3 separate regions of the Homo sapiens genome follow, and regions 1 and 3 are each linked to region 2. A link is an interaction called in ENCODE POLR2A ChIA-PET data of the cell type or tissue named here. Cell type or tissue: K562. All regions are shown on one strand.

What was found. ChIA-PET counts read pairs that join two places held together with the same protein. Peaks named below come from ENCODE experiments on the same cell type or tissue, not always from the same donor. Only the 100,000 strongest peaks of a DNase experiment are listed, where the experiment ranks them.
Region 1: POLR2A ChIA-PET joins it to region 2 with 5 read pairs; 2 of 35 experiments call an interaction of 5 or more read pairs at or near these places.
Region 3: POLR2A ChIA-PET joins it to region 2 with 13 read pairs; 17 of 35 experiments call an interaction of 5 or more read pairs at or near these places.

What each region holds. Positions count from the first base shown.
Region 1 is chr3:40,015,439-40,019,438 of GRCh38, reverse strand. The region is part of intron 2 of MYRIP (myosin VIIA and Rab interacting protein); the gene reads right to left. Among named protein-coding and RNA genes, the nearest start is that of MYRIP, 210 kb to the right of the region's middle. In K562, no CTCF peak of the experiment used is centred here; no DNase peak of the experiment used is centred here; H3K27me3 peaks cover 482 bases.
Region 2 is chr3:40,312,649-40,316,648 of GRCh38, reverse strand. No RefSeq gene overlaps it. Among named protein-coding and RNA genes, the nearest start is that of EIF1B, 4.9 kb to the right of the region's middle. RefSeq lists a silencer at 3,717-4,000. In K562, no CTCF peak of the experiment used is centred here; a DNase peak (open chromatin) is centred at 2,470.
Region 3 is chr3:40,190,243-40,194,242 of GRCh38, reverse strand. It overlaps MYRIP (myosin VIIA and Rab interacting protein), which reads right to left. Exons shown (of 17, transcript NM_015460.4): 10 at 3,780-4,000. The region is part of intron 2 of EIF1B-AS1 (EIF1B antisense RNA 1); the gene reads left to right. Among named protein-coding and RNA genes, the nearest start is that of EIF1B-AS1, 120 kb to the left of the region's middle. In K562, CTCF peaks have their summits at 1,443 and 2,184 (motif pointing left); DNase peaks (open chromatin) are centred at 1,412 and 2,202; H3K27me3 peaks cover 657 bases.

The DNA.
Region 1 (4,000 bases), 300 kb after region 2:
TTGTGCTAGGCCAGGAAGGATGTGCAGGAGTTCACTAGCAGGAGAATGGAGCAGGATATTGTAGGGAGAGAAGACACCTTGTACAAAGGTACAGATACATAACTGAACGTGGTGTGTTTGAGAAGGTATGAGTGGTTGGTTCAGTAGTTGGAGTCAGAAATAGTGAGGAAAGGCTGGGGAGCAGGTTAAGTTTGTGGTTGGTCCTAAGGGGCCTTGCACACCACCCCAAAGAATGAACATTTTTTAAAGTAAATGGGACAAGAAGACAAATTCATTGGCAATGATGGGCAATGAAACTATCAATCTACTTTAAAAAGAGAAACCTCTGACACAAGAGAATGGATTAGAAGGTTGCTAGCAGGATCAGAGGAGAGACATTAGTTAAAACTTTTGGTAACAATGATGGTTACAAAAGCTGAGAGCATCAGGGAAGACCAGGTAAGGGAACTGAAGAGGAAGTAATGAAAAAGAGGTTTTTAAGTAGTCTGCTGCATAGAATGTTGGAGCTCATTGTAGTGAGAAGCTGGGGATGGAAGTGGGGTTTCTGGTATGGGCTGTTAGATAGGTGAGGTGTATTATTATTTGGGATCATTTCTTTCCAGTATTTTTCTCATGCTTATTTTTTGTGACTAGTTTATTGATTTGATTGTCCATAATGTTAGAAGCATTGCCTATGGAAGTAACCTCTTTTTGGAGTCCCTGGATTGCTATAATTACTGGGCCTATGGGAAAGGTAGAAGCTGTGAGAGGAAGGGGACAAGGGCCAATGCTGGCAAAGTCTGGACCAGGGAGGTGGCAGTGGAAGCAGGAAGGGTGATGTGGGCATGAGTGACATGGTGACGAAACATTTGAGAGGATGTGAAGCCTGGGATACAGGAAATGAGGGACAGGAAATGAGGGACCAAAAGACCACTCATGTCTTTGGTCTGCATAACCCATATGATAAGGGGAACACACTGTGGAGAGGAAGAAGAAAGTCAGAATGAAGACTGGGGTAGCAAACCATGCATTTAGTCTCACTCACTGAAAGCAAAGTGAACATGTTTAGCGGGAGACAGGAAAGCAGACTGGATAGAGCTCTGGAGAGAGAGAGACAAGCACTCGATTTATATCATGGCATCATCCTTGTAAAAGTGGGAGCTGAAACTGTGAGTCAATTTCTGATGGTAAAAGAGCAAAGAGAAGATATTGAAGATAAGCAGTGAAAATTACCAATAGTTAGGGAGCAAAAGAATACAAAAGCACTGATGAAACCAAGAAATCTGTCAGAGTGTTGAGACAGAGACCAAGATAATGCAGTAATGTGGCAGCCAAATAAGGAGGTGCCTCCAAAAGAGGGACAGGCAACACTAATTCATGTACATCTTGCTGAACTATGATTGATACATTCATAAGGAAACGAGAAAACTTCTAGTTTAAAGTTCATAGAGGTCTCAATTCTCTCATTTTGCATGAGAAATTAGTTCATTTCTGCCTGTTCACAATGAAAATGCACAGTAACACCCAGTCACAAATTAACAAAAGACAAAGCTGATTACTCATTAGGCTAAATAGTGAAAAGAGGGAAAGCCTTCACATTAAAAATATACATTTAACCTGCTAAACTGAAAACCAAATTGATTCTTTCTCCAAAAACTCACAGTCTGGCCTTATTAGACATCTTAGGTACAACTGGAATTTCCGGAGTAAGTCAGTTCCTTGTCTAATACTGCTCACCTTCAGACAAAAAAAAAAAAAAAAAAAAAGAAGTAAATTATTTCTTTATTTATTTTAGACTCTCAGCTCTTTTCCAGGAAATCTACCTGATTAAATGAATTTAGGAAATTGTTCAAAGTTCCCTTATGTATCTTTTTCAGAAAAACTTCTGTTGGTGCTAGGTATTCAAGCAAAACAAACAGAGATACAAATATGAGTAATTAGATGTTCAAAAGAATACAGAATCAGGGGTCAGCTGGGTTGGGTTTGAGAACTGACTTGTCTACTAACAGGCTGCCTCATCCTGAGCAAGCCCTACCTAATGAGAACTCAGTCTGCTCATGCGTTCAGTAAAGGGATTGAACCTGATCAAGGGTTATGGAGAGTTCCAGTTTCTATCTCTATCCAGCATTGTATCTAAACATACACTCATCGTTTTGTAGTGGTCATTTGGAGAACTGTATTAAGAAGAATTCTGAGGGCACATCTAGATACACTGGGAAAGGTGCCTTGTTTGATTAGTAATGTTTGCTTCATTCCTGGATGTGCAAGGAAGTGGGAGTGCAGGAGACTTGCATTTGGCTTTGCTTAAAGTTCTCTTCAAATTTTAAAATGTTATATTCCATGTATAGGTATCCAATATTTTGTTAAGTGGCTTTAAATAGTAAATTCAAAAAGACAGAGGTCAGAAATTCCAGAAATCCAAAAGACAGAAATCAGATCTCTGTAATTATGTCAATGAGGGGAATTGCATGTGGAGTTCAAGAACCCATTAGAGTGTGATCTTTGTATGTATCCTCTCAGAATTTCCATGTCCTCACCTGGAGAAGAAGGTAACACCTGGCCCTGCCCAGCAACTCTGGCCAGCTCTTTACAGGAAACCTGACTGAGCCATGATATATGGCAATCTGTGACTTGTAATCCGCACAAACTTTAACTGACTGCACGTATGCTTTGTGTACGTTAATAAGACACTGAGGGGTTGGGAGACATTAAGTTTGAGATACAGTAATTTCAAGCTGTGACAATGACCTCTGACTTAGATCAGATTCAATAAGCAGAGCCTGAGATGGAGACTGTGTTGAAAGGAATTCCCTCAGGTGGGGAGCAGTGAGAAAAACAGGGCTGGGCCAGGACAACCCGCTGAGCAAGGCTGCAGTCTTGGCTGTGGTCTGGTCTGCAGTCGGCTTCAGTCTGACCCCATGGGGAACTCTGGAGCATGGATTACAGCACAGAGTTATCCCACCTGAAGTAAGAGGGCTGGGCTTTTTGTATCCTACATCAGCTGGTCATTGGCAGAGATCTTGCCTCCAAATTGGGAAAAGGCTTGAAGGAGGCAGATCCTGTTTGGTGGAGGACGACTGGTTGAAAGGGCTGCTAAGGGCTCGCAGCTGCCCCACACTCACAGAACTGGGGGATAGGCATACCTGGCAGTGAAGGGGTTCTGGATGAGGCACCAACAGCCATTACTAAAATATCAAAGCAGAAATGTGGAATAGCCAAGAGGAAACACAGGTCGGAGGCTCAGAGGAGAAGCTGGGCAGAAGATAAAAATGCAGTAGTCACCAGCATAGAGATGGGAGTGGACACAATTATCCAAGGAGAAGAGGACAGAAGGAAGAAGGGAGTCTAGGACCAAGCCACCTGCTTACCTGTGAGGCCGGTAGACAGAGTAGGAGGAAATCAGGAGGGTGTGGGGGATGTGGCAAGAATTCTTCAAGGAGGGCATGGCCACCTTTGCCCAATGCCAAAAGAGGTCAAGCAATATGAGGACCAAAATGTGTTCACTAGAGTTACTAAAACCACTAGGAAGAGTGGTTTCAGTGAAGTGGGGAATGTTATAGAAACTGGACTGCAGTTAGGAGTGGTTTGTGAGATAAACTTTCTTATTTACTAAATTTCAAAATAGATATGATGTTAGGTTATAGGTGTTGTTCAGTTTTATCAACAGTATTATCATAATAATGTCTTTAAAAGACACAGAGTACAAAATAAGATCAATTGCCAAGTGCAAGCATGCACAGAAGTCCCTGCTGCAGATACACACTGAGGGCTGAGGGAGGAACAGCAGATGATGACAACCTGCCTGGCTGTCCTGGCTAAGGAGCTTACCAGGCCATGCCACTGGGCCAGCCTGTGGCACCCAACCCTTGTGCAGAATCTGGCTCCCTTGCAGAGGGGAATGCAGGGCCCCCTAGAGCTCCCCTCCTCTGGCATTGCCCTGCTATGACCCTGCTGGTCCCAGAATCCATGATTGTGAGGGAGATGTTCTTGGAATGTTACTGTAGCCTCTGTGAAAGGTGAG
Region 2 (4,000 bases):
TTGTCTGGTGATGTCTTCCCCACAAAATTTAGGCTGACATGGATAACCTAGAAAAGAGGATTTAAAATACTCACAATACAAGGAAATGATAAATGTCTGAAGTGATGGATATGCTAATCGCCCTGATTTGATTTTATATTGTGTACATGTATCGCAATATCACTTTGTATCCCACAAACATGTATATTACATGTCAACTAAAATTAAAAGGGAAAAATAAATTTAAAAATAAAAACGCCAGGTGCGGTGACTCACGCTTGTAATCCCAGTACTTTGGGAGGCAGAGGTGGGCGGATCACCTGAGGCTGGGATTCGAGACCAGCCTGACCAACATGGAGAAACCCCGTTTCTACTAAAAATACAAAATTAGCCGGGCGTGGTGGTGCATGCCTGTAATCCCAGCTACACGGGAGGCTGAGGCAGGAGAATCACTTGAACCCAGGAGGTGGAGGTTGTGGTGGGCTGAGATCATGCCATTGCACTCCAGCCTGGGCAACAAGAGTGAAACTCCATCTCAAAAATAAACAAATGAATAAATAAATAAACATTTTTAAAAAGTTCTCTCTCTACTTTCCAGACAGTATGTTGTTCCTTGCCAGTGGACTCGGGATGTGGGGTCTGGGGTCTGGCACCCTGGTAAGAATGGGTAAAGGACACATGGAGACAAACTCTGGGGTTAAAGCTAGCCTCCTTCTGGACCATTCTATAGACCTCAGGCCTTCAAAACCCTCTAGACTAGAACAGGGAGCTGCAGTTGAAGCCTGAGCATGAGGCCTGAGATCAATTAGATTCCCTGTGGGGGCTTTAAGCTTCTTTTGTGCCTTGAACGAATGGTGCCTATCTATATGTCATTGCTTTTTGCATGAAAAATGTCTGTAGGCTGTTCACTAGTTTGAGATGAAGGCACCTAGATCCAGCATCATGCAGCATCAGGGCCCTCACCCTCAGTTCACAGGTGCAGAGCTATCTATATACCAGAGCAGATCTACTGCTACCCGTGGTGGGTTCAAAATCAGACTGATGACTTACCAGGTAAGCCACCTGACCCATGATGGTATCCTCACAAGCCGATGCTGAGTTTAAATTGCCATTTCAGTTTTTTTTTTTTTTTTTTTTTTTTGAGACGGAGTTTCACTCTTGTTGCCCAGGCTGGAGTGCAATGGCACGATCTCGGCTCACCACAACCTCTGCCTCCTGGGTTCAAGTGATTCTCCTGCCTCAGCCTCCCGAGTAGTTGGGATTACAGGCATGCACCACAACACCTGGCTAATTTTGTATTTTTAGTAGAGATGGGGTTTCTCCATGTTGGTCAGGCTGGTCTCGAATCCTGACCTCAGGTGATTCGCTTGCCTTGGCCTCCCAAAGTGCTGGGATTACAGGCATGAGCCACCGCACCCAGCCTTAAATTGCCATTTTAAGTTCTCCCGTGTAGCTCAGAGAATCCCTAAAGTCATCTAACACAATAATGCTGGGTAAGGAACATTGGAGGAGTCTGGCATTCTCTCCTCTCATCAGTATTAATTCCACTCTGAATGGTTTTCCAGGAAGGAAGAAATATAGCCTAATCCTCTGATTTATGGGTTTTTTTTCCATGCTTCCATTATCCAGATAAAAAGGAGTTAAGTGCCTACATGACTATGTGAAGAGTGTTCAATGCTGAGGCCTCTTTATATAATTTTGCTCCTGCTTAATTCTAGCTGATTCCCTTGGCCCTTTGATCCCAGACAAGCACAATGTCACCTGGCTACCTCTTGCTTGTCAAGTGATCACAGTCCACAATTGAGGACTCTCTTGGATTTAGTACAGCAGGATCATGCCTTTGTTTCTCTCCCAAATGGACCTTTGGCTTGGTAAGGGGAGTCCTCAGAAACCCAGTGCAGCTGGTGTGTGGAGGTGGTCGAATGAGGTTGCCTTTTTCCAAGCTGTCATTACCCATTCCATTAGGTGGAGCCAGGCTGGTGGCATACACGTGACACACAGAAGCCTGCATTACAGCTCCATATTTCTCAAGTTATTTTGGCTAACTGCCATCATGACTGAAACTAGAACTGTCCCTTCCATATGATCAGAGCCACCCCGTTTCTGGAATGGTTAAGAGAACAGTTCCTGTTACTCGAGTTCCTAAGCAGGTTGATCAGACTGCTTCCATGGGGTTTCCTCGGCCTCAGGAGAGCCAGGACTGAAAGGTGGAGGACATTGCTGCTGGCAGCACTTTACTCCAGGCTATGATTCAACCAAAGGTCTTAACTTCCTAATGGCGTCTCCAAGTTTAAAAGTCTAGGGATAAACCTATTTGTCTTCTACTTGGTATTACGCATTGTGCACCCTGAAGTATAAACCACTAAAGAAACTGCAGATCAAGACCTTCCAACATGGAAGACACAGAGAGATATCCAGTTTGGCTACTGCCAGTTTGCTGCATCTCTAAGACATGTTATCTTTCCTCCACAGTTATACAATGCCTCCTCGTCTCTTTCTTGCTCTAAAGATTGGGACTGCCCCACAAGTTCAAAGTCCAATCAGGTGCTGGAACTCATAGGCTGAAGGGAAGAGAATCAGGAAAGGTGCTCTTCATGAAATCCAGAGGGAAGTTTTCCTTAAGCCTTTTAATCCCACCCACTTTGGACTCACACAGGAAGTGATTACTACAGAGCTTGTCTATGGGTCCCAGGATGAGGGGTGCTTTCTTTCCCATCTAATGTAAATTATTTTCTTGGCACTAGCTCAGCTCTCAGCAGATGTTATCTATTTAGGCAGCACTTGAATGTGGCTGTTAATATAAATTTCTGCTTTACCATTTCCACAGCACCCCTCAACAGGGTGCTACTATACAATATTACAGATGAAAAAGTAGGAGGTTCTTAGTAACTTGGAAAATTCTCCCAAACTTCTTGATCTTCTTCATCAAACTGTATTGATGTTTTCCAGAAATGTGCTTATCAAATTTGGGTCTATATTCTGCTGTATACTTCTTGTCTGTCTTACTGTATTGGAGGAAGGATGAGGTGAGAAAATAACAAACCTATTATTACTTAGTGTCTTTAAGAGGCAAACTTTGTGGGGGCTGATTTTGTTTTCCCAAAAACAGTATCACCAAAATATAGGCAAGGGCTCATTAGGGCTCACTGGCCCCAAAATAAGACTTTTTTTTTTTCCATACCATCCTCATGCAACTGTAGTAAGCTAAAAAGTTTGCCCATGCAGATGCATCTTTGCATCGGCTAAATGGTTTTAGTGGCGTGGCCCGTGCAACCAAGTAAATACTACTTAATAGAAAGGAGCCTGGAACTCAAGAAGATGAGCTGCAGAAATCTCTTAATTAAGAACTGCAAATTATATGTATTTTTAAGAGACAGAGTCTTGCTCTATTGCCCAGGCTGGAGAGCAGTGGTGCCACTTTGGCTCACTGCAACCCCCACCTTCCAGTTTCAAGAGATTCTGGTGCCTCAGCCTCAAGCAGCTGGGACTACAGGTGCACACCAGCTAATTTTTTGCATTTTTAGTAGACATGGAGTTTCACCATGTTGGCCTGGCTGGTCTCAAACTCCCAGCCTCAAGTGATCTGCCCGCCTTGGCCTCCCAAAGTGCTGGGATTATAGGCATGAGACACCGTGGCTGGTGGTTATTTCTTACACCACTATCACCCCTGGTCATTGTCATCTGTGGCTCTGGTTCACTTTGGTGAAACACATACCAAAATCATGATGTAGTAAAAGAAATTTCCTGGCTGGAATCTCTGGGCTGACACCCTGTCACTTTCTAGCACTCTTGGGAAATTAACCTGAGGCCCAGTGTTTTCCATCTGTAAGGCAGTGATACCATCAACCTACACTTGCAGGGAAGTGCCTGTGACTAAATATGCTTTATGTCACAAGACTATTACAGTATCTGGTACTTAGGGATAGACTTATGTTGGCAACTCAGTAACAACTGATAAGAACACAGAAAAGAACTCTATGTTCTAATACTGTTAAACTTCATACTCTTTAACAACATTTAA
Region 3 (4,000 bases), 120 kb after region 2:
AGAAGGATAAAGTACAGACGGTCTAAGGGGCTAAACTGAAAATAGAAAACTACGAAGGATTAGGAAGAAATTGGAAAAAAAATCCTTAACCCTTGCAAATTTAAGGCCTTAAGACACCAAATACAAAAATAATAAAGGAAATAACTGATAGTAACCAAAAATAATTGATAAATTATTATGAACAAAAATTTTTGTATGTAAAATATACTTAGGGCAAAAGAGACAAGGAGAGAATAGTTTCACGTGTAACCATCAAAGATCTGAAATCTATTATATAATTAGAAAATAAAACTAATTCCTAAAAATCAGTAAGAAAAAGACAAATAGTCCAATAAAATAACAGATAAAAAAAGTATAAATGTAAATTGCATATCAAGGCTAGCGGGATGGATGAAAGAAGAAAAGTGTAAATAGCTTTAAACACAGGAAAAATTGCTCAATTTCAGTAGTAATTATGAAAGTGTTAGCCAAAGAGGATTTTTTTCTTCACATAAAATTGGCAAAAATTTAGCAGACTGACAACACTATTGTTGACAACATGAGAGAACATACTCACACACTGTTATGGCTATGTAAATTGCTCTGAAGTTTTGGGAGCTTAATTTGGCAAGTCTATTTTAAAATTAAAGACCCATATACTCCTCCAGTCAGCAGTTCCACTTCTCATACTTGTATAAAGAGGTTTATGCTACAATACTCTCTGCGGTATTGTTTATAAAATCAAAACATTGAAAAAGTCTTTAAATATCCTATTATCCGCAGTACTGCTTATAAAATCAAGATATTGAAAAAGTCTTTAAATACCCATCATTATGGAACAGTGGTGAACCAAGGGGGTTAAGGAGTTAGGTGTTGGAAGCCACTGAACCAGGCAGGAAGAGTATGTTATCACTAGCATTGCTTAGAATTGTCTGGACATGGTGCAAGGTGAAAATAAGACTGACTTTTGTTGGATCTATTATTGTTTTAACATTCTCCACAGACAATGCATCCCCTATTGCACACCCTGGATAGACTTCTACAATCCCCACAGTCCCCCCTTGATACACCATCTCAATGTAATCTTTTGCAGGTTGAATGCCTAGGTCTGTGTGCCTTGTAACCTTGGGTCCTCCGGTTTTTGGGTGTGCACTGTGAAAAAAAAGTACCCACTTGTTACTGTTGCACCTTCAGTTCTTATTGTTTCAAAAAGTTCCCGGAAAAAGCTCAGTCCAGGAAAAACAAAAACTGGTTGGATCCCAGAGATGCCTGAGTTGGAGATGAGCTTTGGTGAACTTTCCTCATTACCATACTACAGGCCCCTCCCAGGGAGGAGCTTATTCTGCATTTTCTATACAGGTTACTATGTAGAAGCATGATGGGCAACTGCACCAGTGCTATTTTGTCTCCACCTCTATATACAATGACTCAGCTAACCAGCCCAAGAAAAGCCCTGTTTTCACCATTGTTTGGGGAGGCGCTGCTTTGAGGAGCTATCCCCAGCGTCCTTCTTACTTGTTGCAGGTAACAAAATCCTCTCCTTAATCCTCCTTGGTTGTGGTCATTGGACTGTTTTTGAACTCACCTGTTGTTGTGGGTAACATGGTGACACCTCGGTGACACCTCTATCACTTACTGTTAGGAGAAAGCAGTGGAAGCATATGGACAGCATGTTGCCAATTTTGCTAAAACACATTCACTGAACTATATTTCTAAATGTACTTTATGTATGAATGCACAAGATCTGCATGGATTCACACCAAATGCACTTGCAGTCATTTTGGTGGAGATGACAGGGATTTAGGGTTGTGGTCAAGGGGAATTGCATCTGTATGTTTTAAGTATTTTTTACATTATACTATATTCATTTATTTATATAATTAAAAAGTAAATAACTTAAATAAATATAAATATATATATGACATATATATATATGACATATATATATATATATGAAGAAAACTAACTGCCGCAGTAAATGAAATCAGAGGGAGAATTAGAAAGGTGAGGGCCTGTTGCAGTGGCTCATGCCTGTAATCCTGCACTTTGGGAGGTTGAGTAGAAGGATCGTTTGAGCCCAGGAGCTTGAGACCAGCCTGGGCAACACAGTGAGACTCTGCATTAAAAATAATGATAATAATAATTAACCAAAAAAAAAAACCCATCAGGGTTTTGATGTCTCTGGAAGTGCAGCACCATCCCCACCTAGTGGAGAGGAGTGGGTACTGCCACTAGCTCAAGGTCACTCCCCAGGAGGCAGAGGCAGTGCCTCTTCTCTATCAATGCCTTGCAAGGATTAGCAGAAGACAAATTTCAAGCCATTTCAGAATAAATAGAAAGCTAGTTGAGGTGGAGACGTGACATTTTACACCTGCAAGTGAATCATGCAGACAAACCCTCAAGAGTATCCTTTGAGGCAAATCATTCCATGTTTCTGGACAACAGTCTCCACTTGAGCTAGACAATAATGATTCACACTTGAACCAAAGTTTTTAATTTTATTCTAAGACCATAACAATCCCATGAGACAGATTTTTAATGATCTTCTGTTTTACAGAGGAGAAAACGAAGCTTGGACTAAATAAAATACCTTTTCTAGGCAATATGTTAGCAGGTCAATCAGGACTGATACCAAATTCTATGACTTGAGGACCTGAGTCCTCAATTGTCTTCATGGGGGCCTCAGGACCAGGGATGTGGCTGAGGCATTCATAGAAGATCTTGTAGAAGACACTGGTGAAATCTTGGACCATATCTTTGGACCTACGTGAGTTGTCTGCAGCCATAGGGGACACTATCTGGCCAAACTAAGAGTATAGGGCATGGCAGCTGGGCTCCACAAGGTTTGGTATTGAGTTGACAGTGATGTGCAGGTCTTCACCAGAAGAGGTGGGGGCAAGGGCAAGGGCATAGCACAATCAAAGTCACAGGGCTGGGAATGAGCAGGGTGTATTTAGAGAATATAAAGTTAGTCTGGTTGGGAGCCCATGAATTATCTGAAATTGTAAGCAAAAGCAAAATTGTGAGTATGTTTGTGCATGTGTGAGTGTGCATGTGTGAGTATGTGTGTGTATACAAGTGCATTTTTAAAGGGAGAAAATTCATGGCTTTAATCACATTTTTCTTGAACTAAACCATGTGGGAAGAACTACTGAGGATCCAGAGAAGGGGTCTGATGTAGACTAAAGAATCACAGAATATTGAAATAATGTTTACTGAGACCTAGTGTCACATCTCAGACAGAGCTTAGCTCTTTATAAACATCTCTTTCACTTGTCATGAACACCTTTTGAGGTGGGTTCTAATATCATCTTCATTTTACAGATGAGGAAACTGAGAACTAGAGAGATGCCTTGCCCAAGGCCACACAGTTGGATCTGAACCCAGGCAGTCTGACTCTAGATCCCTCACCCTAAACCCAAGGCCAGTGGCCCTCAAACTTGAGTGCACAGTAGAATCACCAGGAGGGCTTGTTAAAATAGACACGGCTGGGTCCCATGCCCAGAATCTCCAATTTGGCAGATTTCTAATGAGTTTCCTGGTGGTGCTGATGCTGCTGGTCTGGGGGCCACACTCACAAACCACACTTTGAATTCTAGGCTGTCATCTCCAAAGAGGACGTGGAGTCCCAAAGAGTTGATGTGACCTGTCTAGAGGCACTCAGCTACTTAGCTGCAAAACCAAGATGAGAATCTGGGTCTGCGGATTCCAAACCCAGGACTCTATGCCACTTGTGCTTGGAGTAGGGCACATCCTACCTAAAGAGTGTGTGTGCATTTGCACGCATGCACTTCCATTACCTGATGTGTGTCTAGATCCCGGAGCTGGGCGCTGGGGGAAGATGGTTCTTTGCTTGGCTCTTCTGAGCCCAGTCGGGCTCTTCTCCACCTCCTGGCCCGCCGGTCTGTGGTGTGGGGGGCCTCCTCCGGCTCGCTGCTGTCCGAGGTCTCCCTGCTGGCCAACTGGGGGTTGAAGTTCACGTCCAGCTCTCCATGCAAGCGCATCTTCTCAGCTGCAGGGT